2 separate regions of the Mus musculus genome follow, and region 1 is linked to region 2. The links are chromatin loops, found by intact Hi-C in ENCODE. Cell type or tissue: left cerebral cortex. All regions are shown on one strand. Links, peaks and the distances in the headings refer to the core of each region. The heading gives the core; the rest is flanking DNA. Region 1 holds the start of Elavl2 (ELAV like RNA binding protein 1). Region 2 has its middle 48 kb from the start of Zfp352.

Region 1 (8,339 bases), core at 36-8,035, 1.2 Mb before region 2:
GTTTCTTCCCAGGTCCGGGTAAAGGGGCGGGTGAAAAGACTGATTGCTACCATCTGAGACAGATGGTTTCCTTTAACTTTGGAAACTGCTATTTTTAATTACTTGTATTAATTTTGCATGAGCTGTATCGGCTGCAGGAGGAAGCTTAGGGAAGGCTGTTAGCATCACTGAAAGAAACGGACACCAGGCTCTGATTTGCCCTGTATCACCTCTAGTTTCTCTCTCTCTCTCTCTCTCTCTCTCTCTCTCTCTCTCTCTCTCTCTCTCTCTCTCTCTCTCTCTCTTTTACCCTCGCCTGTTTACGTGGATGTTCCCCTTCCCGCTACCAGAGACGCGAGTTTATCTTCCTAAAAGTTCCAACAGAGTGAACGACGGAAGAAAATCTGAGGATTTTCGTGGGAGCGTTTCCGTAAATGATCTTTGATCGCAGGCTGAAACACAGAGGGGCACGTGCGACAGATCTTGGTCTGAAACCCGCAGCAAGGGGCTTAAAGGAGAATGTGACTCATACAAGAATTTTTCCTGGCAGAGGGAGACAAGTTGGGGGGGGGGTGTCACAATGTAGAGTCATCTCCCAAGATTTACTGGAAAAAATATGAAATAATTCACAATTCACATATCTCTTCAGGTAAATCAGAAACCCGAGGAGTTCCCCTTGAGTATATTGTATTTTGCAGCCTTTCCCTTTGTAGATGAATTTTAAGTTGAGAAAAGGCTGTGGTCTTGCTTTCTGCTTCACTAAACACTGTTCCTGCTCCAGCGTTTGCAATATAAAGGGTCCTTTGCAACACAGTCTTGGGGTAGTACTCAAGGGCGAAAGACATTGCCAGGGAGAGAAAACATCCCAGAAAAGAACTAAGGTAGTCAAGGATGAGTTCTTGCTTCTATTCCCACTGGAAAATTTCAAGATGAAAAACTCTGAGGTAGGCTTGCCAGACTTTTCCAAGATTACTGGGATTTGCATTTATTTTGCAAGAACACCTTGATGAAAGGGTTGCTCCTCCAGGCAGTGGGGGAAGGGAGTGGAGTAGAGGAAGAGGACACACATCCAGGCTCAAACTCTGGGGCTTGTCACAATGGCCGGGCTATAACAAAAGGAAGCTTAATTCCAAACAAACCTGTTTCGATGGAGGACAGAGTCTGCCTCAAATCCGTGGTGTAAAAGCTTTCACCAACGAGCTTGAAACCGAGTCTCAACGGGAGGAACAGAAAATACGTCGCCAATCTTGCTCTGCAAACTTTACTCTGTCCGCTAGGCTGGTCTCTGTCCATGGTACTAATTTCTGACTCAACTAATTCCTGACTCATTCTTCTGTGTGCTCTCAGGACCTAAACTCTCAGAAGTGTCCAATATATCCATAACTTTTTCTGTTTTTCAAGCTGTAAAAAGAAAGCTTATATACTCCTTTCAGAAGGGAAAGTAAAGAAGGTAGTGGGCAGGTTATATAATATCAACACCTCGTATGCAGGATTTAAATCGTATATTTCCAATATGATGAACACAAAATCTCCCCAAAGCTAAACAATCAGAAAAATAGCATTTCAATTCCCTTAAAAGGAACACTATTTAAAATTTCCAAGCCAATTTAAATAGTAATTCACACATATCTGAGCTACCTTATTCACTATTTTTAAAAAAAAGTTATGAGTAGTTTGCAGAGACTTTAATTATGGTCAAGTCACCCCTTCTCCTCCTGTAGAAGGGCTTGTATAAGGGAGTTATTTATCTTAACAACACTGTCCACAATGCCTTTAAGTATTCCTGGGAGGGACATGTTCTTTTATGAGTAAACTTCAGTAATATAGCCAATTGAAGTCTTTAAATCTCAGCTTTGAAAAGCACTACTTTGCAATTTTATCAACACTCAACTTTTCTCCATGCTTTTGGGAGCTCCCCAAACTCTCGCCCCTTTCTGTCTCAAGTCAAAATACTGCTGAGGTTTCAAGAGAATGTCAGACCTAACATGACTTAATCAGAATTTGAATGATCATGAAAAGACTGTTTATCTAATGCAAGTTTAGGTGCTGAGGATAATTCTTTTTCTTAACTATGAATCAAGAGGTGTTGATTAAAATTTGTGCTTAATTTAGGTGGGATGTTTGCACATAGCCTTCATTAATCGCTAGAAGCACAGTGCACCTTAATGTTTCGAGTTTGGCGTATGAAATTCACAGTGAGATCTGCATCCATATATCACTTGCCATTTTATTTTTAAAAGTCAGAAAAGCAAATGTTGCTTATCTATTTAAAGGTTTTTAAAAGTTAACATCTGTATTATTTAAGGAGTAAGCCACCATTTAAAGATATTTTCAGCTTCCCAGGTAATCTGTGCTATCTACAAAGAAAAGACAACATGTTGAATATAGCAATGTTTTGAAAATATTTCCTCTTCTGCCAAACTGAGACAAAGCATCTATACCGAATGTACAGAATTAAGGAATTTTTGCATTCGAATGAACAGCTTTATTACTTTCCATGTAATGTCTTTATTAGTTTCCACCCATAAAAAGGTACTTGTGCCTTTACCAATGTAAGAATCCCCTTCAAACTGCTACTATTTTATGAATGTATGGAACTAATGCAATATCAGGGTGTGAACATGATCACAAGGAGAAAATATGGTTCATCTCATGCATAAATGAATAAATCAAACAGTAGTGTAGTTTTGTCATTTTTTTCCATGCAGAGGTGGTAGGTGAGAGGAATTGAAGGTATTTGACAAGAAACCCAGTCTGCTGTTATTCATATTTCTATTGTAAACAGGGATGCAGGCTTTCTTATATTTTGGTCTCCTGGCTTCTTTTCTTCAAGCTGCTGTTTTTTCCCTTAATTTGTCTGTAGTTTCACTGGAGACTAGTTAATAGTTTTAAGTTGAAATTAAGCCCCAAGGAGCTATTGTTATATAAAAAGTAGGAGGTGGGAGCTCCAAAATGATAATTCTAAATGGTAATTATACACATAGATTCAGGCCCACTTTTCCTACCCTAGTTGTTGTTATGCAAAATAATATAACTTAGATACTGTTACACAGGTTAAACGGGGGATAAACAGGTCCCCAGTTCTTTACATTAATCATTTATCAAACTCAAGGACGCGCTCAAGGAACACCAATTTCCTTTCCACTTCTAAGTCACTTGCTCTCAGACCATCTTTCTCTTTCCCTCTGACATTCCATCTTCCTGCAATGTTTAATTTCTACCGTTGCCTTTGCTCTCTTACATTATCAAGGACAGTGACTAGTAGCAAATAAACATAGTAGTAAAATAATTTTTGAGAGAAGAGAGATTATGTAAGAAATATATGTACTGTTTAGGAAGTTGAGGCTATCTGTCAAAACTGAAAAATTCCTTGGGAATGAACTAAGTTAGGTGGATATTGTTTCTCATTGTAAATACATCTAGGTAAATTTAGTAATCTCACTTTCACTTAACGGAAGAAATAAGTATGAATAAACCTGCACTTCAGCCTCTTGAATATTACTCAAACATGAGGTTGGAATAAAGAAATCTTCATCTATAAAGCAAAGACATAGACAGCACTTGGTCTACTGATCAAACTTTTGAATTCTCAAAAGAACCTGGTAAAGGCTGAACTATCTTTACTGTCAGCAATCCTTGTGAGGTTCAAGATCTGTATTGCCAGCAAATGCAAAGGAGTGGCTTGTTTTAATTTTATATGTAGCTGCTCTTTTTACCTCCAACTGAAGGACCTTATTTCAATTCATTACCTGTTTTTTTGTTTTTGTTAAGTACGATGTTTTTGCTACCCCCTTTTAACCCTGACATACATTGAAAGCTAGTTCAAACTGTACAGATTCAGTTGAAACCATTTCTATTTCATTCTTATTCTAAAAGGAGAGAGAGAGAGAGAGAGAGAGAGAGAGAGAGAGAAAGAGAGAGAAAGAGGTGGACATATTAAAATAGAGAAACATACACACAGTTACCCAATATCTAATACAGATGTAAAGATTACTGGAACACAAACCAAAAAAGGCATGCGGACAAGTAATGGGTGTACGTTCAAATCCCTCTCAAATCAAAGAGAGGCGCTCTCGATGACTCATACATACCGGACAGTTTACTATTACAAAGAAACATGCCAAAGATGCAGCCGTGAGGGCAAATAAAACGAATCTTTTGGAAGCAGAAAGACTTAAGAGGAAAATAGATGGTGCAATATCGCAAACTCTCATAGTACAGTTCCCTCCCACGTTGCTCTCTCTCTCTCTCTCCCATCTCTTTTTGCTTCTTGCATTTCCCTTCGCCGCCAGTGTTAAGTGTGTACCTCCCGGCACAACTTACCTTGAAACGGGACTCCATTGAGCTCTCAAGAGTGACATAAGTCCCTAGCCAATCACCTAGCAGAGCTTCGCCTGGGCGGCCTCAATAGAAGCGTCTCGCCCAATCAGAAACCTGGGGCGATGAGCATGTTGCGTTGTGGCGCAACTCGGCGTATACTTCCGCGCGTGCTGCCCGGGATAGGACTCTGGCAGAGCAGCTGCACACACGGCAGTGCGGAGGCAGAGAAGGGGTTGGTGATACGGTGCTATAAATCTGTGGTCCAGTCCACCTCCCTTTTAAGACGTCCTCCCCCCTTATTTCTGTTCTCACTTAGAGATGCAGCAGCTTACTCCTGTAGCGACCTACTAAAAAGCAACACGGAGAAAGACATCGTCTTTTTGAAAAAACGTTCTTTCGTCTCTTTTCTTTGTTCCTTGGTTTGTTTTTCTTGCACCTTTTTGTTTAGTTGAACGGCAATAGGAGTAGTCTCTCCGTCTTTTTAAACTCTCTTTTTTAAGTTTCCCCTCCCCTTTCATATTTTTTTTCATCATTTCTTTTAGCATTGGACTTTGGGGTCGAAAGCATTTCTTTTTATTTGCTTCTTTTAAGCCGAGCACAGTTTAGGTTTCGTGCTGTCTTAAGAGAACTATCCAGCAGCTTCTTGCTCATCCTTATTGGGAGAAGTGCACCGTTACTTTAAAAATACACATACACAAAAACCTTAAGGGAGAAAGGTAAGTTTCGGTTTGGTTTCTTTAATCATTAGTTGCAGCGATGCGCTGGCAAACCCAGAAAACCTGTAAGTGAGCGGAATACAGAATGTGAAGTTAATTGCACATGTTTGCCTCATTTCAAAGCGACTGCTTTGCTTTTTTTTATTTTTATTTTTATTTTTTTTATTCTTGAGAGCCAGACTAGAAGACAGTGGACGCATGCTTAACGTACTGAATATTCGAAAATGTCACTTGATAGAAACTTAAGTGGTAAATGTGGTCAAGATCCAGCAGGCTACAATGGGAGGCTACATGTTCAGTGAGCTTCGGGGTTGAGGTTGGAAGTTCATTTCGTGGGAAGAGAGGGATAACTTGAATGTTGGAGGGGAATGCATGCCTCTACTTTCGCAAAGGAATCGGAGGACTGGGGAAATCAGAAGCCCTGGACTTACTTGCAGATTAGACCAGTGGGGAAAATCCTCAGCTTAATTGCATTAACTAGATAGCGTGTGCCGGGGAGATGGGATTGCCAGATGGAATTTAGATGCTGCACCAGGCAGCGAGTTGTAGTTGCCTGGAAAAAGTACATACAGCCTAAGGGCTGGGGCTGGGCTGGGGCTGGGGTAAGGTTAGAAGCTGTCAAAACTCATCATTGCCAGAATTGAGGACTCTGATTCACGGATTCCAATGATTGTAATTCAGATTTTAAAGAAGACTGCCAATTTGGGGCCGAATCTTTGAGCCTATACCGGATATGAGATTCCCTTTGTTCAGAAAAGCGTAAATAAGATCCTTGGAGCCGTGAGTGTGAAGTGGCAGCTGCTTGGGAGCCTCGCGGTGCTGGGCGCTGGGCAGTGGATTCCAAGCCCTGTCCTTGGTCCTACGCAGCGGAGCCCGCCTTCCGGGAAAGGGAGACTCACTGGCAGCCGCGAGGCATCGCAGCTACCCAGGGAGCTGAGTCGGCTGTATAGCCCTCAGCCCCTCCTCGCAGCTCCCCTTCCTCGAGTAGCTATTGTTAAAACTGACGCCAGGAGAAAGATGGTTGGGGACGAGACTCTGGGCAGACAGGCACACGCTTCATTTTAACTTTTGTGATTTCTCCGGGTGCAGGGGAAAACAGCCGGCTTTCTACTGCGAAAGAGCGAATCCGGGTAGACGTGGGAAAGGGGGAGGATGCTCGCCGGGCGGCGAGGGCGGGGGAGGTGGTGGCGGACCGAGGTGCTGGCTTTGCCTCGGAGAAGTTTAAATTATCGGCACGAGGGGGTGTGGGCGAATGTGTGCGTGCGAGCGCCGAGTGGTGCTCGAGACGCAAAGTATGGGGGCAAGCTACAAAGCTGGCCCGGGTTGTTCATCTCTCGCAGCTCCCTACCCCACCCACAGGCTGGTTCCAAAAGCTAGCGCTCTGCCACCCCCCCCCTTCCCCGACTCTGCCTAGGGCGTGTGTATGGGGGGGGGGGGGAGTAGGGATGGCAAGGTGGCAGTGCCCACCCTGTACCTCTGTGGCAGACAGGACTTCTCGTGGCCATTGTTGCTTAATTTATGCCCAGCACGTTGCTACGTGCCCACCTATTTCACGTCTATAAAGAATTAATAGGAAGGCTGTACAACTGTGGCAGATTGGAGGGTGGATGCGTTCCCCATTTTCCATTTTCAGGTATCTGTTACCAAAACAGACGTGGAGATTGGTTATCTTCTCTACCTCCTAACTACAGCTCCAGGTCTGCCTTTATTGTGGTGAGGGTGAGAAAAATAATCAGCCATTTAGTGTTTACGCTAACGCTGATGGACAGAGATGAATGTCCGAGCACTTCGTCCCTTAAATGGACGGGTTCTGCCCCTTCCCCCACTCATGTACACACATTCTATTTGGCTAAGATTCTAAACCTGCAACATTTCTCCACGACCTTATTTATTAGAGCTATTCCTAAGATAGTGGGGTAGGACGTGCGTATGTTTTATTTTTCTGGGCCTACTATTAATTGCAACCTAAAAAGATAGGCTTAAAATGAAGGAGAATTGGAGGGGTTACAAGGTAGACAATAGTGACCCAACAGCTTATCTTCCTAAATGATAATCCCTTTCTAAAGGTCAGGAGAGGGAGCTTGTGTTTTGTGGGGAAAGGAAGGTCAGGGATGTTTGATAATCCTCGTAAAATGGCTTCTTAAATGGGACATCTGAGAGATTTGTCAAAACTGAGCAAACAAGTCTGTGAAAAAGAAAAATGTTGAATGTTTCAAAGTCATCATTTAAGAGTTTAATTAAAAAGCAGTTTCCCCCAGTTATCTCTGCCATTCCATGAACCTATCTTAACAGACCCTTGAAGTCCCCCCCCCCCCATCTTTTAACCACGGGCTTGGGCATTCCTTTTATAGAGCTAACCCGTTTGCAGTTCTGTGGGAGAACGAAGATTGTAGACCGATGTGCTTTAGCCTACTTGGAAAGTATCTGTTGAGAGAGGTCTAACTTCAAGCAGACATCTTCAGAAAGTAAAGTGAAGGGCATTGGAAGGGTTTCAGGTGTAGATTAACAAATTGGGTAGGCCCATTTCTCTCCAACACTTCAAAACTGGTATTCTTAGCAATAATGCATGCCTGGGATGGGAATATTATAACTGTTTAGAGGGAGGTCAAAGAGGCACAGGCGCTCTCTGAGCAGTTTTCCCAGGAACCCGCACAAAGTCAGTTAAGGTCATTTAATTCCAAGTCTGATTTGAGGTGACACAGAAATGCTGGTGTTGAATCAATTAGCTATTTCTGGTGTCCCTAACCAGGGTCTCCCAAACTGAGGATGGCCTGTCTCCATTTTGACCATAATTGTTTTCCCTAATTTACTATGCCTGATTTCACTTCCCACTAGAGGGTAAATTTGCACCCCCCTTCATCCCTGGGATAGAGGAGTCCTCCCTCCCCGCCCGTCGCGTGGGGGCGGGGATCTCTGGGCGCCCTTAGCGAACCTTGCTGCATCAAACCCGCATCATGTCCTTGAAGCTGTAACCTCCATCACGTTCTTGCGGCGACTCGATCGCCCACTGTTCAGTTCTTTCCTCCTGCCTCCTGCAATTTCAGGTAGGTATGTCAGGTGATGTTTTTAAATGTAGTTTTCTAGAGGGAAGGGTTAAAACCAAAACCTTTTCATTAATAGAAAAAAAAAAAAAAAACCCTGTACGACAGGTGCTCTGGTAATTAAGCCGCCAAGCAGGTGTAAAAAAACGTGTGCGGCTCTGTCTCCAGATCTTGGGTCTGGGTCCAGAGCAGGCGCAGGTTTTTTTGGGTAAAAGAGATTTATCTGAGTGAGGGAGCAGGTTGGGGATGGTCAGCACTCGGACGCCCCCTCGGAGCAGGGCCT
Region 2 (8,339 bases), core at 170-8,169:
GTGTGTTGCTGGAGGTAGAATTTGAGGTTTCAGATGCTCAAGCTAGGTCAAATGTGGCTCACTGTCTCTTCCTACTGTCTGTAGATGCAGATATAAAATTCTTGGCTACCTTGTCTGCCTATGAGCCACCATCTCCTGTCATGGGAATAATGTAATAAATCTCTGATCTACAAGCAAGTCCCAATAAAATGTTTCCTTTCAAAAACAAAACAAAACAAAACAAAACAAAACAAAACAAAACAAAACAAAACAAAACAAAAAGAATGAGGACATCCTGAGTTTTGCAGGTAAATGGATGGAACTAGAAAATATATCATCCCATGTGAGGTTACCCAGACCTAAAAGCACATGCATGGTATGTACTCACTAATAAAAAAGTACAGAATACCCAAAATACAGTCCACAGAACTCAAAAAGTTCAATAAGCTAAAGTGCCCAAGTGAGGACGCCTCAGTCCCACTTGGGAGAGAGAAGAAAGCAATCACAGGTTGGGAGGAAGGGATGGACCTGGGAGGGAAAATGGACAGGGGGAAGGGGGGAAGGAAGGGGGGAAGGGGAGGAGGGTAGAGTGAAACCTGATCTGGTATTGGTTGAGGGGAAAGGACTGAAGCTCTGAGGGCAGCAGAAAGAATGTAAACAGGCAACCTCAGGAAATAGGAGGATGGGGGAACCCCCCACAAAGTCTAAAATCTTATGTAAAGAAAAGACCATCTAAAAGGCATAGTGAAAAGAGACTGGGTATGATTCATTTTGAGAGAAATCCTCCAAGCTGGTGGTGTGTGGAATTGAACAAGTGATATGTTTCACAAATATAGTGATGGATAAATCTGTTGATATATTTCGTGCCAAATGACACACTAAAATCTATGTGTAGGCAACTATAGTTACCACATGTGTATTCTCTCTACCCACAGATTTAGCAGCACATGGGTAACACAAATGCCACCATGTTTATTCAACCTTTGAACATTGCAACAGACATGGTCAGCTACAAAGTTCACATGCCAGACCTGTGTAATGTAATTCAAAATTACAATTTTGTAATGTAATCTATTTTTATGTCATAAAATTATCCTATTAAATCATACAATGAAATTTGTATTCAATTACCCATAATTTAAAAATCACAAAAAATTGTTTTAAGTTTACAATTTCTGTTGAGCCACATTTATAGTTGTCCTTGGCCACATGTAGATGCATGTCTTCACTTTGCACCTGCATACCCTCTGTACTGGTAATCAAAGTCACATCTCAGCCCACTGGAGTCATAGATAAGGATCCAAGGAACACACTAGTAGAAGGTACAGGAGAGAAATGCACAGCAACTCTGAGCATTGAGCTCTAATGTTTCATAGGCACACTGACAAACATTCTGCCCTCAGTCCTTTGGCACTCCTGGCCAAATGTCAGTGAAAGCATCAGAGATCTCTAAAATGCTTATGGAGACATTTTCTGTTGTTTTAATAAAAGCATCTGGCTTCTTTCTGCCCATATTAGTCAGTCCTGATGCTTTCCCCTACCATACATTGTTACTATTTATATCTGGCTGTGCCAAGAATTTTCAGAATATGCAAATTTGGCCTTCCTATATATGATATATTGCAGAAGTAGAGTGTTCCTCTCTCTTTTCCTTTCATGCTAAGGATCTGAGATAATATATACAGAGCCTTTACATTTGGGTGACATGTTTCTTCCACTAAATATCCTAAGTATCTCTTATACATTATCTTCTACAAAGTGCTTAGGTACATAGAAAACTAAGCCAAGTTCTTTGTTTTTTCTAGTTTCTAAATTTTTTTCTCATTGCTAAGACCCTACCACAGTTGTCTTTATTGTCAGTTTGGAGTAATATTATGATTGTGCCTAAGTAGGTAATCTCTAAGAACAAGGCTTTCCCTGTCTTTCCTCTTAATCTGAGCTATCACCAGAATAGCATTTTATGGTCGATCCTAAATTTAAAGACTATCTTACAGAAGTGCTTCATTTCTCAACACTTGTCTCAACATCTTTTTGCTGCATTAACAAAATACACTTGTCTATCCAATTGTTAGAGCCTATTATCTGAAAATCCCTGACCAAGATGTTGCAAGCTTAGATAGAGTCCTGATCGTGCCACTTTATGTCTTTACACAGAAAAAAAGGTGAGTGTCTTTTTTAAGCCTGGTAGAAAGGTAGAAAGACCACAAAGAGAGAGCATCCAAGTCCAAACGCTTTTAGGAAAGTGCCTTTTTCATCACTGAGAGAAGAATCATGTATGGCCTCATCATTTCCTAAAGGCTCTTTTTTTTAAGTAGTTTTGCACTGGAAATTAAGTTTCAACATGAATTTTGGGAAACACACAAATATTCAAAAAATTAACATTTCCAAATGAATGAAAAATATAGATAACTTTCTAACTTCACAATGATTCTTACCATATTTTTAACCTTGAGGAAAACTTTTGTTGAAAGCAATGGACTGAATGAATGTTAGGCCCATTCAAAACTAATTAAGCCAACTGTTGATCACTTGCACTCCAAGTTCTTCAGGGAATTGCAAATTCTCTAGGGATCCAGGAGAGTCATGATGAATGTAATTAATAAAGTATGATTAAAGTATAAGAGACACCAAAATATCCCATCTTATTCTGAAACTAAAAATCAATTGTTTGAAATGTTTATAATCATTTCAGCCAATTATCATATAGGCAATTGTCACAATTTCATTGTTTACTGTAACTCTTGATTTCTTAGCTCAGGTCTATATTTTCAATGGGTCAATTATTTAACAAAAGTGTCTACCATTTAACAAATGTCTGCTTCCTATGTGTGTCAGGTACTGGGGTTAGAGTTAGTAATGGAACACTGGGTAAAATTGACAAGATGCTTGTATTCATTGTTGCAGGAGCTGGAGACTGGCTAAAGAGGGTTATTAAATACATGAAGACGAAGATGAATGTTCTGGTTCTTACCTCCAATCCCAGCACTCAGATTGCAGAGTCAGGAGATTTACTGCAGTTCAATGCCAGCCGAGGCTACCAGTGAGTGCTAATCTACCAGGGTAACAGACTGAGACCAGGTTTCTAAAATAAACAAGCAAACCATTGTTCAAAGACTAGGTTGTTTTAAATGCCACAGTCAAATAATTGTTGGATAACATCAGACTCTATCATAGGGAAAATAAAACTGAATTAAGACTGCTGAAATGCAGGAAATGGCTCATGCCTATAATCTCAGCACTCAAGAGACTGAGAGGCAAGAAGATCACAAGTCTTAGTCAGTCCTGGGTTATATAATGAGATCCTATCACAAACAATAAAGAGAAAGAAATGGAAAAATTGAAGTTCACAAGTTTATGCATCTGCTGAGATGGCAGAGCTGATATATATATTTTAACCAAGCCTCTGGTAACCTGAGTTTAATCCACATGGTGGAAGTAGAGAACCAGTTCCTACAAGTTGTCCTCTGATACCACATGTAGTGTTTCATAGATTCCTTCTCCTCTCTCTTATCTTACAAAATAAATGTTAAAAAAATAAACAAAACAAATGAAAAAATATAATCTCTCACAGATGTTGAGAGCGCTTAGATTTAAAATCTCTTAGGTAAACTCTCACATTAGGAGAATGTCAAGTAACAGACATTTGATTAGAGGGTGAGTATATGGCTAAATAGGCATTCATATAAGGAATACCTAATTGAGATTCGGAAGAGTAGTCTTCATTAGAATATCTTGTATGAAGAGTAGAATTTAGTCATGTGATGAAACAGAGACATGTTTCAAATCCAGAGAAAACTTCATGAGAAGCGCAAAGCATGAGACCAGCACCCAAAGAGCTATGCACGAATTTGTCTACAGCATTGCTGGAAAGTAAGCATAGCTAGATAGTACAGTGTTTTAACATCCTCACTGGGGATACCAGGTGATTTTGCTGTATAACCGGAGTTGTAACTTGTATTCCAGTGGATGGTCTCAGAGGGCACTTGAAGATGGATTTTCCACCAGAATTCTGAATTCCCTAGAATATAATCTTATCAGTCACTTAACTTGGTACACCAGAGATTTCCATTGCACTGTGATACAAGGCACTTGCCAGTTCTTTCAGTGAAATGCAGTAGCTACTTACTGCCACCATGTGGAAGTCTTTAAGCTTAAATAAACATGGATACCTAGCATTCAGTAATGTAGATACTTTGCAGCCTATAACTGGAGTGTTGGTTTTTTTACAGATGTATGAGAAATTGCAGACTATTTTTCAGTGAGGATAATCTCTGTCCTGTGTGAGCCTGATATTTGAATCTCATATCAAACCTCGCTTAAGGTTATTCCAAAGTCTGCTACAAGTAACCTGTGTGTACAGCAGAAAGTGATTTGCTATTCATCTTTTTGCTTTTCTTTTTATGTAACATAGTTTTTTCTATTCTCACATCCATCTCTCACCCCCTTGCTCGTGCTTTCCAAGAGAGAATTTCTGTTTTGAAAATCTGTATCTCTTTAATGCTGTAAGTTTTAGTAATGATTTATTGTCTATAAATTGTGAGCCACATATTAAATTATTAATTTAGATAGACATGGATAATTGACCATAAGTTACTCTAAGACAAAATGTTGTATTAGGCTGAAATGTATTAAAAATAATGAAGCACAACTATATGCTTTACAATTATAAATCTAAAACCATCTAAGGTTGAAAGTCATAAGTCTATGTGGTTTACTTATTATAAAATTTTTAAAAGATACTTCCTTTTTAAGCCTTCTTTTTGAAAGAACATGCATAGCCTCTTAAAATTAATAATTTCTGAATATTGAAATTGATGTAATACCATGCAAGATTTTTATTCATTACCCTCAATCCTTTTGCTGTTACATAATGTCCTATATTAAAGAATTCTTTTCTTCAGAGACTTGAAGTTCTTATCATACAGATCTTTCACTTCCTTAGTTAGAGTCACACCAAGGTATTTTATATTATTTGTGACTATTGAGAAGGGTGATATATCCCGAATTTCTTTCTCAGCCTGTTTATTCTTTGTGTAGAGAAAGGCCATTAACTTGTTTGAGTTAATTTTATATCCAGCTACTTCACAGAAGCTGCTTATCAGGTTTTGGAGTTCTCTGGTGGAATTTTTAGGGTCACTGATATATACTATCATATCACCTGCAAAAAGAGATATTTTGACTTCCTCTTTTCCAATTTGTATCCCCTTGATCTCCTTTTGTTGTCGAATTGCTCTGGCTAGGACTTCAAGTACAATGTTGACTAGGTAGGGAGAAAGTGGGCAGCCTTGTCTAGTCCCTGATTTTAGTGGGATTGCTTCCAGCTTCTCACCATTTACTTTGATGTTGACTACTGGTTTGCTGTAGATTGCTTTTATCATGTTTAGGTATGGGCCTTGAATTCCTGATCTTTCCAAGACTTTTATCATGAATGGGTGTTGGATTTTATCAAATGCTTTTTCTGCATCTAACGAGATGATCTTGTGGTTTTTGTCTTTGAGTTTGTTTATATAATGGATTATGTTGATGGATTTCCATATATTAAACCATCCCTGCATCCCTGGAATAAAACCTACTTGGTCAGGATGGATGATTGTTTTGATGTGTTCTAAGATTCAGTTAGCGAAAATTTTATTGAGTATTTTTGCATTGATATTCATAAGGGAAATTGGTCTGAAGTTCTCTATCTTGTTTGGATCTTTATATGGTTTAGGTATCAGAGTAAATTTGGCTTCATAGAATGAATTGGGTAGAGTACCGTGTGCTTCTATTTTGTGGAATAGTTTGTGCAGAACTGGAATTAGATCTTCTTTGAAGGTCTGATAGAACTCTGCACTAAACCCATCTGGTCCTGGGCTTTTTTTGGTTAGGAGACATTAATGACTGCTTCTATTTCTTTAGGAGATATGGGACTGTTTAGATCATTAACTTGATCCTGGTTTAACTTTGGTACCTGGCATCTGTCTAGAAATTTGTCCATTTCATCCAGGTTGTCCAGTTTTGTTGAGTATAGTCTTTTGTAGAAGGATCTGATGGTGTTTTGGATTTCTTCAGGATCTGTTGTTATGCCTCCCTTTTCATTTCTGATTTTGTTAATTAGGATGCTGTCTCTGTACCCTCTAGTGAGTCTGGATAAGGGTTTATCTATCTTGTTGATTTTCTCAAAGAACCAGCTCCTCGTTTGGTTGATTCTTTGAATAGTTCTTCTTATTTCCACTTGGTTGATTTCACCCCTGAGTTTGATAATTTCCTGCCAGGCTACTCCTCTTGGGTGAATTTGTTTCCGTTTGTTCTAGAGCTTTTAGGTGGGTTGTCAAGCTGCTAGTGTGTGCTCTCTCTAGTTTCTTTTTGGAGGCACTCAAAGCTGAGTTTCCCTCTTAGAAATGTTTTCATTATGTCCCAGAAATTTGGGTATGTTGTGTCTTCATTTTCATTAAACTCTAAAAATTCTTTAATTTCTTTCTTTATTCCTTCCTTGACCAAGGTATCATCGAGAAGAATGTTGTTCAGTTTCCATGTGAATGTTGGCTTTTATTATTTATGTTGTTATTGAAGATCAGCCTTAGTCCATGGTGATCTGATAGGAAGCATGAGACAATTTCAATATTTTTGTATCTGTTGAGGCCTGTTTTTTGACCAATTATGTGGTCAATTTTGGAGAAGGTACAATGGGGTGCTGAGAAGAAGGTATATCCTTTTGTTTTAGGATAAAATGTTCTGTAGATATCTCTTAAGAAGATGGAAAGATCTCCCATGCTCATGGATTGACAGGATCAATATAGCAAAAATGGCTATCTTGCCAAAAGCAATCTACAGATTCAATGCAATCCCCATCAAAATTCCAACTCAATTCTTCAATGAATTAGAAGGAGCAATTTGCAAATTCATCTGGAATAACAAAAAACCTAGGATAGCAAAAACTCTTCTCAAGGATAAAAGAACCTCTAGTGGAATCGCCATGTCTGACCTAAAGCTGTACTACAGAGCAATTGTGATAAAAACTGCATGGTACTGGTATAGTGACAGACAAGTAGACCAATGGAATAGCACTGAAGACCCAGAAATGAACCCACACACCTATGGTCACTTGATCTTTCACAAGGGAGCTAAAACCATCCAGTGGGAAAAAAAAAAAGACAGCATTTTCAACAAATGGTGCTGGCACAACTGGTGGTTAACATGTAGAACAATGCAAATTTATCCATTCCTATCTCCTTGTACTAAGGTCAAATCTAAGTGGATCAAGGAACTCCACATAAATCCAGAGACAGTGAAACTTATAGAGGAGAAAATGGGGAAAAGCCTTGAAGATATGGGCACAGGGGAAAAAATCCTGAACAGAACAGCAATGGCTTGTGCTGTAAGATCAAAATTTGACAAATGGGACCGCATAAAATTGCAAAGCTTTTTTAAGGTAAAGGACACCGTCAATAAGACAAAAAGGCCATCAACAGACTGGGAAAGGATCTTTACCTATCCTAAATCAGATAGGGGACTAATATCCAATATACCTAAAGAACTGAAGAAGGTGGACTCCATAAAATCAGATAACCCCATTAAAAATTGGGCCTCAGAGCTAAACAAAGAATTCTCACCTGAGGAATACCGAATGTCTGAGAAGCACCTGAAAATAATGTTCAACATCCTTAATCATCAGGGAAATGCAAATCAAAACAGCCCTGAGATTCCATCTCACACCAGTCAGAATGGCTAAGATCAAAAATTCAGGTGACTGCAGATGCTGGCAAGGATGTGGAGAAAGAGGAACACTCCTCCATTGTTGGTGGGATTGCAAACTTGTACAACCACTCTGGAAATCAGTCTGGCGTTTCCTCAGAAAACTGGATATAGTACTACCGGAGGATCCCGCAATACCTCTCCTGGGCATATATCCAGAAGATGTTCCAACTGGTAAGAAAGACACATGCTCCACTATGTTCATAGCAGCCTTATTTATAATAGCCAGAAGCTGGAAAGAACCCAGATGCCCCTCAACAGAGGAATGGATACAGAAAATGTGGTAAATTTACACAATGGAGTACTACTCAGCTATTAAAAATAATGAATTTATGAAATTCCTAGGCAAATGGATGGACCTGGAGGGCATAGTCCTGAGTGAGGTAACCCAATCACAAAAGAACTCACGTGACATGTACTCACTAATAAGTGGATATTAGCCCAGAAACTTAGAATACCCAAGATACAAGATACAAAGCACATGAAACTCAAGAAGAACGAAGACCAAAGTGTGGACACTATGCCTCTTCTTAGAATTGGGAACAAAACACCCATGGAAGGAGTTACAGAGACAAAGTTTGGAGCTGAGACTACCATATCCGTGGATCCATCCCATAATTAGCCTC

What was found. Hi-C counts contacts between places; a loop is a spot of excess contacts. Peaks named below come from ENCODE experiments on the same cell type or tissue, not always from the same donor. Only the 100,000 strongest peaks of a DNase experiment are listed, where the experiment ranks them.
Region 1: a loop joins it to region 2, with 4 times the contacts of the local background. A loop is called at or near these places in 3 of 42 quality-filtered maps.

Annotation. Positions count from the first base shown.
Region 1 is chr4:91,372,612-91,380,950 of GRCm38, reverse strand. Elavl2 (ELAV like RNA binding protein 1) reads left to right here and starts at 4,455. Exons shown (of 8, transcript NM_001347149.2): 1 at 4,455-5,015. Mir6402 (microRNA 6402) reads left to right here and starts at 7,588; the gene lies at 7,588-7,667. In left cerebral cortex, for the core only: a CTCF peak has its summit at 4,273; DNase peaks (open chromatin) are centred at 5,335, 5,560, 5,915, 6,186 and 1 more place; H3K4me3 peaks cover 3,686 bases; H3K27ac peaks cover 2,979 bases.
Region 2 is chr4:90,166,843-90,175,181 of GRCm38, reverse strand. No RefSeq gene overlaps it. Among named protein-coding and RNA genes, the nearest start is that of Zfp352, 48 kb to the left of the region's middle. In left cerebral cortex, for the core only: a CTCF peak has its summit at 4,105 (motif pointing left); a DNase peak (open chromatin) is centred at 4,085.